Regions from separate parts of the Homo sapiens genome. Here region 2 is linked to region 1. The links are chromatin loops, found by intact Hi-C in ENCODE. Cell type or tissue: PC-3. All regions are shown on one strand. Links, peaks and the distances in the headings refer to the core of each region. The heading gives the core; the rest is flanking DNA. Region 1 overlaps SLC25A21 (solute carrier family 25 member 21). Region 2 overlaps PAX9 (paired box 9).

Region 1 (2,916 bases), core at 119-2,618:
AGTAGACATGAAGTAGAGAAAGAACTCAAGCATGATTTCAAAGATTCTGGCCTGAGTAACTGGAAAGATGGAGTTGCTATTCACTGATGATAAAAATAAAATACTTTAGCCAAATTAAATTTAGAAGAATTTAATTGAGCAAAGAACGATTCGCGAATCAGGCAGCCTCCTGAGCCAGGGTAGGCTCAGAGACTCCAGCACAGCCACATAGTAGAGGATTTATGGACAGAAAAAGGAAAGTGACATACAGAAAACATAAGACAGGTACAGAAAACAGCCAGATTGGTTATAGTTTGGCATCTGCCTTATTTGAACACAGTTTGAACAGTTGGCCACATTGGATTGGCCAAAATTCGGTGATTGGCAGAAGAGTAGGCTGCAGTCTGTTTACACTTCCCTTTAGGTAATAATTCATGATAGACAGAGAAACCTTAGGCTGAACTTTAAATATGTAAAAAGGCAGGCTTAGGCTAAACTTGATTTAACACTGATCTGGAGAATATTGTGGGTGGAGCAAGTCTGTGGAGGGAGAATCTGGAGTTCATTTTGAACATGCTAATTACAAGATGCCTGTTAGACATCCACGTGGAGATGGTTAGTAGGTGACTGGAGGAACTGGAGATGTATGACAGTTATCAGCATATGGTGGATAACTAAAGTCATAGGACCCGATGAAATCACCAGGGAAACAGACAAAGTCCACAAACTAAGCCCTAGGGTTGTCTTCTGCATTGTTTTTCAAGTGTTTTGAATCCTACTTAGTTTATCCAACTCATAGGATATTGACTGAAGGAGTTTGGTAGGGAAATAGCTAACCCTTATTTATTCATTGATAATAATGTGGTATGAAGGAACTAATTTTTCAAAATGATCTGGAAAACTGTGCATATGCAGAAGTCTATAAAGTACATGTAGACGTTGACTCAGTAAATCCAGAAAGCTCAGTGACTGTTTATTTAACTTGTGTTTTAGTCAGTTAAATAAGGACTTGGGCACTTTTTAAAAAAACTGATGCAGAGGACTGAATGACAAAAGAGATGACAAACCTTGGCTCAGCCGTTCCTCAAAAGCCAGCATTTTAGCTCCGTGCAGAAACCAAACAGAGCCCGAGGTGGAGGCCTTCAGCCAACATTAGAGGCATAGTCAGGGAAGAAGCGTTAGAGCCAGGAGGTAGAATGAAATTCCCCAGTGGACTTGATAGTGACTCCTTGAGAACGTGGAAGTCATACGGTGTTCAAGAGCTGAGGTTTTGGAGTCAAATAGACCTTTGTTATTGTCCTAACTCCATCACTTACTAGCTGTTTCACTACTAGGAAAGTTGCTTAACTTCGCTGAGAGAATAGTATCTATGTCATGTAAAAAATTGAATGGGATAATAATTGTAAAGCATTGTGCACAATTGCTATTTTTGTTTCTAACATATCCCTCCCTCAATAGTCTCAATTCCTGTAGAAATACAAACGGTCACCACACTTTTCCTTTGGAGACTAATTTAGTGAATTGAAAGTCCACTAAATCAGACTGTAAATTGTAACCTTCAAAATGCGCGGGTCCAAAGCTTGGGTATTTGGCAGGGGTGGGACAATGGAAGAGCTGCTTTTAACTCCAATACCACTAGGGGGCACCTCCAGAAATTAATTTTGGAATGTACTATAATAACCAATGGCCATGATTAATGCACTTCCAAATGTGAATTATACTTGGGGAACAGTCTGCTTGGTGCACTTAGTGCATGGCATCTTTGGCTTCAAACGTGTATGAATTGGTTGCAGCAGAATTCCACAACAGGGTGTGAATTCCTGAGGCACTGGGTCACACACTTAGTTAAGGTTCCTTTTGTGGAGGACATCTCTGAATTCTGAGGCTTTCTGCCCCAGCTGCCGTCATGTTAGCCCTGTAGCTAGGTCAAGCTGTTAAATCAGGCAACTAACAACAATGTACTAATTCATTTCCATAAACACTAGTACAGAGAACTGGCATAGACTCCATCTTTCTTCCACTAGTAATGCAGTGGAATTAATTTGCTCACTTTTTGTACAAGAGTTTTCCATGCTGGGTAAACAGCTAACATGTGGTTGAGCCAAAATTTAAGGCCAAAGAGTGTGGCTCCAGAGCCCACACTCATATTGCCTTTACTGACAAATAACATCAAATTAATACTAACTGCCAGAGAGTGGTGATTAAAAACAGGAATAACCATTAAGCAGTTTATAACCTGGATTAAATATGGTAATCATGTGACTAATACATATTCAATTCAGTGAAAAATATGCAAGTCATTCCAACTGTTAATATGGATACTGAGTCATGTCTGGGTATATGAATTTATATATATTTGTTGATGTATACATATAGATGTATATGTATAAGAGTGTGTGTGTGCATATATGCATTTAATATAATGTTATCTGGGTGTTACTATGTGTCAGACCTATAAGGTAATATGAAAGGCAACATCTTGGTTAAATAATGCAGGCAGGTACAATATCAACATTTTGTCTACCATGTCAGAGAAAGGTCCTTGGAGAAAATTAAGGTCTTAGTTGATTTTGGACAATAGGATCCTAGAAAAAGGTGTTTATCCTAGTGCTTGGCACAGAGTATATTAATGAAAGAGTGAGTTAAAATGTGAATGATAGTTACTTTATGAATGGGAGGGACAGAAACTAGAAACAGGAGATAAGAAAAGGGGAGCTGGTGAGAAGATGAGAGTGATCAGAATGGAGCAAGGAATTTCCTCAGCAAGGCTTATTTATCAATGAGCTGTCTGGTGAAGGACTTAATAAAAAATAGATTTAGGGATACTAGCACAACTGGGTTACATGGATATATTGCATACTAGTAAAGTCCAGGCTTTTAGTACCCATCGCCCAAATAAATGTACATTATACCCAGTAGGTGGTATTGTTTTCCTCA
Region 2 (2,916 bases), core at 100-2,599, 82 kb after region 1:
CTAAGGAAAAGGGCTCTCTTTCCTTGCTATTTTCTGTGTTATTTGCCATTGGAGAGCCACTAATATGTATTCTGATTCTATTTCAACAAAATAAGAGAGGGAAGAGGAAGTGGAAATGGGATTTGTTACAGAAAATAATGACTAAGATGTTTTTTCAAGTGAATAAGAGGAACAAATTCCACTTAATTTTAAAAGCTGATTTTGACAGACAAAAAAGCATTAAAAATTTTAAGTCTTCAAAATAATAAAAGGAAAACTGAATAGCTTGAGGCTTTGGAATTGAGTTTGGGATTAAGAGATTTGCAAACCTACTGGGGTCTGCTGGGGAAACCTTACATTGCCTTAAGGTCCGGTTTTTTGAGAGTTTTGAACTCTTGACTCCAGGACGGTGATGAATTTAGACTTAAATCTGGGGCTTTTGTTGTGGTGGTTGTTTAGCTTTTCTCGGGGGGAAAATAAAAACACGAGTGTTTTAAATTTTCCTTTGGAGACATGAGGGAGGGACGGAGGGAAAGAAAAATTAAACGGTCCACAGCCAGTCCGTATAATTTGAGGTTTTCTCACTAACTTCCTTGGGAGATTACAATGTGACCTTTAGTCGAGAAAATGGTAGCTTTGTTACGTTTATCTGGGTGCCCCTCTCCGCAGGATTGGCCAAGCGTGTTTGTCCGAGAGCCACCGGAGAGAAAGTCCGAACGTGAGGACCCCGCAGCCGCAGTCGCACCGTGGGGCCGAGACCCGGGGCGCGCGTTTCGCGGGCGTGAAGGCGCGGCTCTGAGGCCCCAGGGCTGCTCCGCTCGGCCCTTCAGAAGCGCCTTCTTTGGTTAACTCTACCCCCAACGAGAGCCGCCGAAAGGGCTTCGGGAGCCGCCTCCCCAAGCTCCCGGAGGCCGACAGGCCTGGAGGCGCTTCCCAGAGCCTCGCCCCGGGGAGCTGCCGCCCCAGACCCCCAGCGCCCTGACGAGCGCTCCCGGCCCCTGGCGGGGGTCGAGGCCCCAGCTCCGCCTTCCAAGGCTCAGGCCTCTGCTTCGCCCCAGTCCACGAAGGATCTGGCTCGTAGCAGCAAAGGGACGCCAGCCTGGGCTTCTCTCGCGGGAAGCTCAGAAAGGGACCCATCACAAAGTGTTCCATCGCCTAAATCCCCGCCGCCACGCGGCCCACCTGGCCTGACCCTCGCCTCCTCACCTGACCGTACTTGGCTTCCTGCTCCAGGGCTCCCTTCTCCAACCCGTTCACCGCGTGCGGGGCGGCGGCGGGGAAGTTGTTGCGGCCCAGGCTGCTCCACTCCTCCACCTTGGGGCTGTGGTAGGGGGAGCTGTCGCTCACTGATGGAGAGAAGAGAGGGTGTCAGGCCGGAGGCCCAGCCCGCGCGCCCCACTCTTGAGACGGGACCCAAACCCGCGACGGAGAGCTGGAGGGCTTAGACCTTGGGTCGGCTCCCTGCCCTTGGCCTCCCGAGGGCGCTGGGCCCAGCCGCGACCTCCTGTGCTTCCAGCCCAGGGCCTGGTGAAGTTTTACTCCCCTCAGAGTAGGCCTTTCCAAATTCTCTGACCCACGCCTGAGGGAAGACACTTTTTTCTTTTTCAACCGGTTTTTGATTTCCCTTCGCCCCTTTGCTCTCCCAGGGCAAAGGAGTGGAAGAAACCTAAATCGGAGAAGGAACCCTTAAGGCTGCACGTGCCGTTCTCCACCTCCTCATTCTTAACCCAAGGCCGACTGGGGGTTGACAACAATTTGGCAGTGGGGCTGGCTGAAAAGAAAGAGAGGAGCGTCTGACCTAAGGGTGCCTGCACTGGTGCTCACTGCACTGTGGGGATCTGGTACTTATGTCAATAGAGAACAAAAAGACCTGCACTGTCCTTTGCAAACAAATAACTAAATTATTCCCACGATACAGTGCAAAATATACATGCACAGATTTCTGCTTTGTGTGTGCATAGGGCTCCCCTTGATACACTACCTCTACACATTACATATGTGATATGTGCATATGACTTAAAAATAAATCTTGCAATTACCACTATACATGCCATGGGTGTTAGTGGCAGGGTTTTCCTGAAAGAGTTTAAAAAATGTATATACAAGAAAGAGAAAATGAAATAGGTTAAGAAAATGAAAGTAAAATTAAGTGTTAAGGTGTAATGCCATCAGTTATTCTTTCTGTTCTTGGTGGAGATGCAAAGAAAATTGTATGGTGTAAAGTAATTACTATAATACCTGGGGTTGAGAATATTGAATTATTGGCATTTTTCAGTGACCAGGTATAGTTTCAAAGAGATATGTGAAGGCTACAAACAATGTATGTTTGTCTTTGGGTCCTATGGGTGGAGGAGTGGTTTGGCAAAGCCATTGTAACTTGATTTTAAACACTTCCATCTAACACAGTGCTTTAAAAGAGTGAGCATTTTTGTAGAAATGATCATTTTTATAATCACAAATGTGTCACAAACTGGGTTGTTTAAAGCTGGCATCCAAAATCACAATAATATCTGAAAGGAAAAGTTGCTCCTTTCCATTCTCCAATACTTTCCCAACTGACATTTGCTCTGATGGTAGGATCCCTAGGCAGGAAAAGTTTTCTTTTAAACTCTGTCAGCCTTTTTTTTTTTTTTTTTTTTTCACTATGTCTCCTCCTCTACCACCCCCAAGAATTAGATTGAGTCCCATTTGCACCAGGAAACTGTGTTTTGGTCCAGAACTGCCTGTCTGTCTTTGCCTTCCCAGACAAAAGGCAGTCGGTGGGCACAAGCTTGAAGTTATCTTAAGAAATTGAGATCCCCCTGTGAGCCCCCATTTCTGCTGATCTCACACTTTCCCATGAACAGGGGCTTCCTTTAAATGTCAGTGAGGTCAGTTTATCCTATAAATCAAGGGCAAACTCTCTCCAACTATGGCTCCAAGTAGCTCCAAATAAGA

The links. Peaks named below come from ENCODE experiments on the same cell type or tissue, not always from the same donor. Only the 100,000 strongest peaks of a DNase experiment are listed, where the experiment ranks them.
Region 2: a loop joins it to region 1, with 4 times the contacts of the local background. A loop is called at or near these places in 5 of 110 quality-filtered maps.

Annotation. Positions count from the first base shown.
Region 1 is chr14:36,746,470-36,749,385 of GRCh38, reverse strand. The region is part of intron 3 of SLC25A21 (solute carrier family 25 member 21); the gene reads left to right. Among named protein-coding and RNA genes, the nearest start is that of PAX9, 86 kb to the right of the region's middle. In PC-3, for the core only: CTCF peaks have their summits at 1,615 (motif pointing right) and 1,635 (motif pointing right); no DNase peak of the experiment used is centred there.
Region 2 is chr14:36,664,871-36,667,786 of GRCh38, reverse strand. PAX9 (paired box 9) reads right to left here. Exons shown (of 4, transcript NM_001372076.1): 3 at 1,186-1,325. Among named protein-coding and RNA genes, the nearest start is that of PAX9, 4.5 kb to the right of the region's middle. In PC-3, for the core only: a CTCF peak has its summit at 1,315; no DNase peak of the experiment used is centred there; H3K4me3 peaks cover 2,500 bases; H3K27ac peaks cover 2,500 bases.